Linked DNA regions of Mus musculus: region 1 is linked to region 2. The links are chromatin contacts, found by Hi-C in ENCODE. All regions are on one chromosome and are shown on one strand. Each heading gives the region's core, a stretch centred on a gene start or an enhancer-like site at or near the end of the contact. The rest is flanking DNA. Distances are from core to core; before and after follow the strand shown. Region 1 overlaps Gm29871 (a long non-coding RNA gene). Region 2 has its middle 100 kb from the start of Spry2.

Evidence for each region. A loop is a pair of places that touch in the nucleus more often than their neighbours do.
Region 1: a map of left cerebral cortex shows a loop between it and region 2 (2.8-fold over the local background). The contact joins two enhancer-like sites. A Hi-C loop is called at or near these places in 1 of 37 maps with a recorded cell type or tissue (left cerebral cortex).

The regions. Positions count from the first base shown.
Region 1 is chr14:106,497,883-106,502,817 of GRCm38, forward strand. Gm29871 (a long non-coding RNA gene) reads left to right here. Exons shown (of 5, transcript XR_874942.1): 3 at 3,051-3,151. Among named protein-coding and RNA genes, the nearest start is that of Gm29871, 13 kb to the left of the region's middle. Within about 2 kb of position 3,354, at least 1 of the 3 ENCODE cell types and tissues checked has a DNase peak (open chromatin) inside an H3K27ac peak, as active enhancers do; it is left cerebral cortex, where a contact is called at or near this core.
Region 2 is chr14:105,997,727-106,002,660 of GRCm38, forward strand. No RefSeq gene overlaps it. Among named protein-coding and RNA genes, the nearest start is that of Spry2, 100 kb to the left of the region's middle. Within about 2 kb of position 2,274, at least 1 of the 3 ENCODE cell types and tissues checked has a DNase peak (open chromatin) inside an H3K27ac peak, as active enhancers do; it is left cerebral cortex, where a contact is called at or near this core.

The DNA of each region.
Region 1 (4,935 bases), core at 2,104-4,603, 500 kb after region 2:
CAGCTTCTTTCTGGCTGTCAGAATCTTTCTGTTCACACAGTTTACCCCTCGTTCCTGTTTGTAGGCTGCCTCCCTTCAACGTTTGCTTTTGCAAAGCCAGCAAAGAGATAACAAACAAGTGCTCAGTTTTATACAAGGCATGACAAAATACTGAATGAATTTTGCCTTTATTTTGCTTAAAAACAACCCAGGAATCCCTCTTATTCACCACAGGCAGGACTATGTAAGAATGTAAAATTACTGGAAGATAGGTCTCAGAGCATTTCCATTAGGGATTGGAGCCCGAGTCTGTTTCGCTCCTCACAATGTTTTTCTCATGGGACATTTTTGTTCTTTCAGAATTCCCATTGTCAACCCTAGTGACAAAAGTTCATTTAAATATATATTTATATGTTTTAATATACCAATTTCCTTGCGTTGTAGGCATTTTGAGGTAGATGTTCAATTTATGATTCCTTTTCATTTCTTCAGAAAGCATATATACAAGTAACATACAGACTGAGTAGGATAAAAATAAAATAAACATATGTCAGTAATGTCTAATATATTACACAAAGAGCATATACAGTGCTATTTGTTTCCCTGACTGTTAATTTAGAGAGCTGGGTATTGGTTCATTTGTGTATACACCACTTTGTTGTGCATTTGTTTCATTGTGCAAGTAAACCCGCAGGTTACATGTTGTTGTTACACACAGCTTGAAGTGTAGTGTGTGCCCTGAAAGGAAGGTATAGACATCCTCCTTTCAAAACAGGGCTGGGAGTAGAGAAATGAAGGAAAATGCGGCCTGGTAAATTTTGCAATCTAATCGTGAAAAAACCGGGAAGTCTTCAATTTGTTTTGAAGGTGTTGTCTTGTTTAGAAAAATTAAGTCTTGTGCAATCATTCTGTGAGGCTGCATTATGGACGAGGCAGAGGGCGCGCACTGGCACGGACTCTCACTAGAACCCGTTTTCTTGGTTCCTCCCACTTTTTTTTTTTTCATGAACACCATCACACATTCGCTCCTGAGTGAGTATATCAATCTGCTTCGTGCCACTAACTTGAGGGAATTGTCAGCCTCCTTTTCTTTAATATTCCCACTGCTTCTTTCAATACAAACAGGTAACAGTTCTAGTAATGTCCTTACAAGTTTGCCATTTGATATGAATAAGATGCGCTCCGTCAATACAATCTATACCAGCATCCCTTTTACCCATTGTTTTTGTTGGTCTGTACCCGATGCAGAGTTAGTGTTCCCAGAGCGTTTCCTTTTGATAAGACTCCAAGGTCGGTCAACGGTCTGCAGAATGTTCACTATAAAATCCTGGGAACTTTCTCCATGGTGAAGATGTTGTCATATGGACATGGTCTTGTACATAGCACTTAGCTCTGCTTAGGATATTTAGCAATTGGTCTCCTTGGTGACTGGCAGCATCCCTCCAGCTCTTCTGAGCTTTGCATGGCAGTTCTGGGAACTTAAGTCTGGGCTACCCTACTTCTCTCAACCTAAAAGCACTTGAAAGGTGCTTAGGTCAGAGATAACATTGATGGTGTCAGTCTAGTATCACAGATTTAAAATTGCATATTGGAAAAAAAATCTAACCCTCAGATTTTTAATTGGGATGGATAATAATTAGCAGAATATCGACATGATTTCAGAATCGGTGAATATTCTCAAACTTATCAGGTATTCAAAATGAATATGTCTCACTGTTCTCATCCACTCTAGGGGCAGACCCCTGCATTACCACACTCGCCACCAACAGGTCACAAAAGCCATCCTCGCAAATTTATTCTTTCTTACCTGAGAGAAATACGAACAAAACTCCATAGCATTTCTTAAAATCTGCAAATGGCTTTTGCTAGGGAGTAAATGTGTCTAAGAAAATCCCCACTTTATAGGTAGGTTAAAGAACAGGGCTTGTAAGGGATGTCAGAGTGAGGAGTCAGGAGGCCCCATTCCCCCCACCAATGAGATCAACTTTATCCAAGTGCTAACCAGAACAGGCCAGTCTTTCTGTCCCTCTGTCTTTCCCTGTGTGCTGATACAGGTTCCTCCCACCAATGAGATCAACTTTATCCAAGTGCTAACCAGAACAGGCCAGTCCTTCTGTCCCTCTGTCTTTCCCTGTGTGCTGATACAGGTTTCTTTTTGTCATTTGAAAGCAGAGACCAGGCCCTTAGACTCTGCCACTATAGGCACATTACAGTCAAAACCCCTAGCTTTCAAAACTGTTAGAAGTAAAACTCTATAAAGTATGCAGGGTATGAAATGTTTATACAGTAATGCCAAGAGACAAAGCCACCTTTCGTCATAGGCTATCTGTTTTTTTCATAATGCTATAACACTTTCCATATTAAACATGACAATAAATACAGCCGTTCACAATAGTGTCCCTAAAATAGTTTAATAAAGTGCTTGGTATTTGACATCAGAAATGCTAACGAAATATTGGTCATTAACACTATCTGGGCCACGCTGAAATTTTGGTTCTTATGTTTAATGCTTGGCTGGTCTCCTTGACACTCTTGTTAAAAGATGCACCAATCTAGAATAATGTGCTCTTCACTTGAGAGCGTGAGATACAGAAAACAATCATGGAGGACCCTCCCTAATCCTAAACACAGAAACGTAGGCTGATTACACTCAACAGACAATTGCAAGAGGTACAAAACACTTGTTCCCGGCTGTGCTTAGCAGCTGTTCAGGCTTAAGGATCTCGGCCACGATACTTATTTCTGGCCTTTCAGTTACGAGTCTGCTTAGTATTACTTAAAATGCTGGTTTTGGTATCAGAAAAATTAGAATGGAATGAACGTGGAAGCAAGCCCATAATTATCCAAACAAAACCATGATTTTTACAGAGCAATCCCTCCTGTTATTTCCACTCATTTCGAAGCAGTGTTTTAACAGAAGAGAAGGGCGCCCTCTAGTGTTCTAATGAAAGATGAGCAATTACATACGCAATTCACTTCTCAACTTGAACTTGTTTATCTTAGACTCTCAATGAAGGATGCATACGCGTCAACAACTTTCCCCATGTTAACACCGAATATTTCCTTCACAGAGTAAACTGCGAAAGAGTCAGAGGAATGAAAGAAGGTCTCCTTTTCCCACCCTCCTCAGCATCCGGGCAGCTTAAACGGCACCATGATGATGACGTTTCAGGTGACTTTAGCCTTACAGGATGCCTCGTTGTAAGTTAGATGTGTTTCTATTCCCTTCTCCCCACCTCCAACTGTATCGGTCACTCTGTTTCCAGGCTCCCTTCTGCAGCCTTTACCACCACGTTAACAGGCTGGTGTGCTGATCCCAGTACCTCAAGAGCGCGATTGTGCTGTGTTTGGAGATGATGGGTCTTTATAGTTAGATAAGAAGGGTGGGGAACCTGCCATTACTCCTGAGTCCTTATGAGGCGAGGATACAGAGAATCGTGTGTGACGTCACACCATTTGCCATTTACAAGCGAAGCAGAGGCATCTACGGAGAGAGGTCCGTTCCGCTGATACCTTGATCTTGCACTTCCAGTTTCCAGATCCACAAGGAAACATTTCTGCACTTTAAGGAATCTACATGTTTTAATTTGTTGTGATAGTCCTAGCAAGCTCACCTAGAGTTCTCTTCTTGTCCTCTGCGCAGAAAGCTGATATTCTTTTTTTTTCAAAGTATTACTTCTAATTTAGTTTTGAGAAATGAGAACGGAAGTTTAAATATTAAACGGTCAAAATAGAAAATGTGTTATTTTCAGTTTAAAAACTGAATGGTAGTAATAGAAAAAGCGTTATCTTAGCTGTGTGTCGTCCTTCTCTCTCCTGAGCCTTAACTACATCATCCTCTGCCTTCCTTTCTCTACTCCAGTCTCCTTGCACACTACCTCCTAAACGGACAAAACAGACAGATGACAGAAAATACCTCACCTCACACCACATGAATTCCCAACTCTGAAAATTACAGGGGTGTTGAAGTTATAGATATGAATCATTATGTAAAGAGAGCTAGTTGCAACTAAGCTGGACTACCTACGGAGTTCAATGTGCGCTGGACAGCATAGACCAACGCTGCAGCGTGGTTGATATACTCAGGGCCACTCCACTGAAGAACGCTGATTGTCCAGTTAGGACTGATCAGTTCTGAATAACTTACTGAGGAGGGGTGCAACCACACCATCTTTTTACCCCCATGGGTTTTGGGATCTGAGCTCAGGTTTTCATGCTAATGCCACAGTTACTGACTGAACCCTCAGTCTGATTATCATGACATTTTAATGTTCATTTATCACCATCATCACCAAGTGCTGTTTAGTCTCGATTTCCTCACTGGCTTTCTAGTCACTTAAAAGACACATCCATGGTATGTATATGACAGCACTCTCAGGGGGAACACTTGCTCTGAATGTGGACAGGGAAGTCTACATGGCTAGGGAATGGACTGGAACAAAAGGGGGCTGGGGAAGCAAGGTGAACAGAGTTCGGTGACTGCAGACGCTGAACAGCCACTGGGTGCTTCTGCTGCGACACCCTCTCTGGTTACTCACCATATCTTTATGCTGTGAGGTAGAGAAAACCTTATTTCCCTATGTCTTGGTCAGGCGTTTTGTCACAGTAGTAAGAAAAGTAGCCAATGCAGTAATCAAGAGAAAATCACATTATATACTGGACTTTGTAAAATCATTTAGTGGGATATGAATCTGTAGTCATTTACATATAGTTTTTATTTTATAGAAATGTCGTACCCTCCTCTAGATATACCTGATGAGCCAAGATCACTGATGCTCTATTTACACTAGCCAAGAAGTGAAAAGAGTGCAGGCATCTGCTAACAATGAATGAACAATGGAAGTATATGTTCACATAATGGATTGTTATTCAGCAGTCATTAAAAAGAAAATTATGAAGTTCGCAGGTAACTTGCTTGAAGCTGGAAACAAGAATTTTGAGTGAGATAACCTAGAC
Region 2 (4,934 bases), core at 1,024-3,523:
GTTTCCTTTATCCAACCATCAGTTGCCACGTGAAGAAAATGTGAGTTCTTTGGGAAGTCTACCTTACCACTAATCTGTGAATAAGTCTCATTGGGAGAACAAAACTTTTATACTATTCTTAAAACGTCTAGATAAATTGGCCTTCTAGACTCAATACCTTCTCCCATTTATTTTGGCAACTCAAGGAGAGTTTTTACACCAGTCACATAAATACAATGCTCAGATCTCTTCCTGAAAACAAAACAAACAAACCTCTTCACATTTTGTCTTGTAAGCAAAGGGTTTGATTAATCCCTATAATTTCTCTTCCCTTATTATTTCAACAACACAGTGTATTCTGCCGTTCTCCCTCATCACTGTATAGGAATAGCTATTGCCATGGACTTAAATGGCTAGATGATAACCTCACCAGCCACTATACTGCAGTTCTCCTCTGACTCCATCTCTATTGGGGTCAGTTGACACAAACGTCCTCTTCCCTGCCTTTTCTACCTTGGCCTTCCAGACTGTTTTAGTCAGGGTTTGTATTCCTGTACAAAAACATCATGCCCAAGAAGCAAGTTGGGGAGGAAAGGGTTTATTCAGCTTACACTTCCACATTGCTATTCCTCACCAGAGGAAGTCAGGACTGGAACTCAAGGAGGCCAGGAAGCAGGAGCTGATGCAGACTTGATCACTAATTGAGAAAATGTCTTACGGCTGGATGTCATAGAGGCATTTCCTCAAGGGAGGTTCCTTTTTTTATAACGCTAGCCTGAGTCAAGGTAACACACAAAACCGGCCAGGACACAGACCTTGTTTCAGTGATGTTTGATTGATTCTAAATGCTTCTATCTGGTCTCTTTGTTCCTTTATGCTCCCCCAAGTTTCACCCATGCAATTTCCCTTTACCTTTGACTTTAAGTGAAGCGATCCTTACTGTAAAATGTTTTATAAATTGTAAAGAGCTCCTCTGTTACTGATAATCCCAAGAAATTACCCCCCTTTTCCACTAGTATTTTTTTTTAAATATTATTATTTTTTGTTTTTTTTGTTTTTTTTTTCCAAACAGGGTTTCTCTGTATAGCCCTGGCTGTCCTGGAACTCACTTTGTAGACCAGGCTGGCCTCGAACTCAGAAATCCGCCTGCCTCTGCCTCCCGAGTGCTGGGATTAAAGGCATGTGCCACCATGCTCAGCTTAATATTATTTCTTTATGTGTATGAGTGTTTTGCCTATATGTATGTCATTGTACTACATGAGTGCCTGTCTGGTATTTGTGGAGGTCAGAGAAGGGCATTGGATTCCCTGGAACTGGAGTTATAGATGGCTATGAGCTGCCCTGTGGGTGCTGGGAACCAAGCCTGGGTCCTCTGGAAGAGCGTTAGTGCTCTTGTCTTGAGTAGAACTTTGTGGCAATATACGACTTTCATCTCTGGTTGGAAATTTTACTTTCCCAGGTGTGTTCTTTATCTGACTGTCCAGCAGTACTGCCCTTCTTTTCCTCCCATGCTTCATTCATGAGGAATTGTCTGGTTTATTTTGAGACTCTGGAATATATAATCTCTCCTTGATCCTTCTCCAACCCCAAAATAATTTTTTTTTTTAAAAGTCATTTCTTATTTGTCAACTGGAGATGCATATTCTAAAGCAACAATTAATTCTAGAAAGCAGATGAAAAAGTTTTGCCTCAACACAATGCCCATTTTTAGCTAACAACATTTGTTTGATATAAGATAACAGACAAAAATATAATGCTAGATGTTTAGGGAATTACTGGTAGTGTCCCTTGGGACTCAAACCATCCTTACTTGGTTCTGAATTAGGACTGCACTTCTCATAGCCTGTATGTTTTGCACGGCCCTGGGGAAAGTAGAGAATCTAGAAACACAAGGATTCGTGTGGGGGTCTTAGACTCAGGAAAGTCTTTTCATTGTGTTACCTTTGGAGATTTCCTCTCTGACAGGATTGCCTAAAGGGATGAGAAATTTATTATTCATAGAGGTATCCAAAAAGAAGGTGGGGTTTGAATCTAAGGCAGATAATAATCATTCAAAATCATTACCCAAAGAGAAGGAGACTCTGAGGAAAGGAAAATGATTTTCAAATAGCACAGCATGACCGCAGGAACGAGACAGAATAATTAAAGTCAAGCCATCTCATCAGGAAAGAAACTGGTCCAGAGCGATGTGATTTATTTTCTAGACCTCGCTTCCTTAACTCATCTCTTAAATTATGGCATCCTCCAGATGTCCATTCCCGATCCACTGTTCTCACGCTGTGGACTCTCTGAGAGTGACCTCATTTCCTCTCATGAGTTTAGTTCCTGATGACTCAGTTCTCTATCTTTATCCTTGACATTTCATACAGAGTCATCCATCTGTCTACTCCATGACTCTCATAGCATTCTCTTAAAGCCCCCCAGTCAACTCCTATAAAGCAGCAATTATTCTCACCACCACAAATCTCACCCAGCCCAGCCTTCTGCCTAACACTTTATTCATATTATTCCTTTTTGTTTATTGTGTTTGCATGTGCTAAAGCCAGGCTATAAAACATCATCTTAGATATATTAAAATCCTAATTAACAACAAATCCTTATGAACTTTAACCCTTCCCCAAGAAATAACCCTTTCCTTTCTGTCACATTTTTGTTTTGGTTACAACCCCTACTATTTTGCTCTAAATGATGATAATGATATCTTTAATGACCTGTGTTCATTAACATTTGCAATGGCACCAGTACAACATGTAATTAACTTAATATGATTTTCCACATATTTAGGAATATTTCTATAACCAGGAAGGTAGAAACAGAATCTGTGAGAAGCAATGGCATGCAGTCAGCTAGCCAAGGTGGTGGATCAGAACAATATGCAGAGTACACCACCATTACAGCGTGTGTCACAGTCATCTCGGGCCTGAAAGGTACCCTCGGCTGTGTTGTTGCTGAGCAGCATAACTAGAAGTCCTTCTATACTACTTCCTCAAGCTCGAAAGTCCTGAGTGAAAGTATCAAACTGATAGTTTGATACAATATGGTAATATCATAGATATTAGTAGATAGGGGAAAAATCCTCATTTTTGGGGGGGGGGTAGTTATCATGATGCACAATGACATCTACTTTCCTGAAACTTCACATGCACACAATTTCTATTAACTGGAAATACTGAAAATTGGATAGTAGTAGTAGTACTAGTAATTTCTAATTAGTAGGATCTTCTTCCAGTCATTCAGTCATTTCTGCTTTAATCACTCTTTAACAAAAACAAAAGAAAACAAAAGGCAAAGGAAGAAAAACAAAAAGGCACTAGTTAGAAAACTGTCGGTAAGGGCTGGAGAGGTGGCTCAGGTTAAGAGCACCGACTGCTCTTCTAGAGGTACTGAGTTCAATTCCCAGCAACCACATGGTGGCTCACAACCATCTGAAATGGGATCCAATGCCCTCCTCTGGTGTCTCTGAAGACAGAGACAATATACTCATAAAATAAATAAATAAATCTTAAATGAGAGAGAGAGAGAGAGGGAGAGAGAGAGAGAGGGAGAGAGAGAGAGAGGGAGAGAGAGAGAGAGGGAGAGAGAACTGATGGTAAGATCTATTCCAGAAATCTGAAGTACACTTTTATAAAAAGTGTGATGGAATAGGCAAATCTAAGTTAGAAAATAGAAACAAACAAGTGCTGGGGAGGTGGCTCAGCAGGTAAGAGTGCTTGCTTCCCAAGCATGGTGACCTGAGTTGGTTTCTTAGACACAGGTTAAAAAAGAAAAAGCTAGGTACATTTAAAACAAAACAGTGTAGTGATGCGAATGTTTAAGGCCAGGTACCTATGGTGATGTGGGAGGTGGAGACCAGCGCACTAGTAGGGTAGGAAGCACTCAGGCCAGTTAACTTGGAGCATGTTGGACAACAGAAGCAACAGCTGTGCCTAAAAGTTGTACCTGGCCATTTTCAGACACGCCGCAGTTCACATGCACCCGAAATTATTCACACCCCCTCCCCCACAGTGAATGAATGAATAAATGCATGCATATAGACATACCTACATAAATGCATGTATACCTATATAAATATATAAATACATACACGAATACATACATACATTATATAATACATACATAAATGCAATTTGAAAATAGAAAGTAGAGACAACATATGTTCAACTTACAGAAGCATGGGATGAGATAGCACAATTGAAAGTGGTGTTGACACTTCCTTATCCAGCAATATACTGTGAGAAAAATCTAATATTTGGATGGATATAATTTATATTCTTGTAAACATTTCATGAAGATGTATAAGTAGGAGACTATGTGATTCTGGGATTTGGAGGGCAGTGCATCATTGGAAATATGTTTTTGTTACTCGTGGGGATGGTTAGATGTCTTTAAGTTGACAGGTATCACGGGGGTCTGCCGTGAGGAGGTATGCAAAGCCTGAATGTCCAGTTAAAAAGGATATCAGAAAAGTAGGCTTTCATGCTTCTAGGAGTCACCTCAGACCTAGGGACAGTAGACCATGTCACATCAATTAGTAAAGACTTAACAACTGGTTCTCTTGGGGTAACATTAATCCTGCCAAACTGTAAGTGATTTCAGCCTGCTTCTATGAAGGTATTTCTACTCTCCTGACCCATCAGTTTCCAGACCTTCTTATTTCAAAGATCTTTTTCTCATGCAATATACCTACTTGCTGTTGTCACACCCTGGACTGTTGTCTTTCCTTATGACCTTTTAACATATTATGAAACAATGAAGCTACTACAAGCAGCATTTATTTGCTATGTAATATGTAGTAAACCCCAGCAAGCTTAGCATATGCTTCAGAGACAAACGGGGTCATTGATCATGTCTGATTGTATAAAGCACTTATTACTTACAAATGTAGTAAAGAAAAAGGTGATTAAAAAGTAGAAAGTTTTGAAATTTTAGTTTGTTATAAAATCAGCGACCTTCAA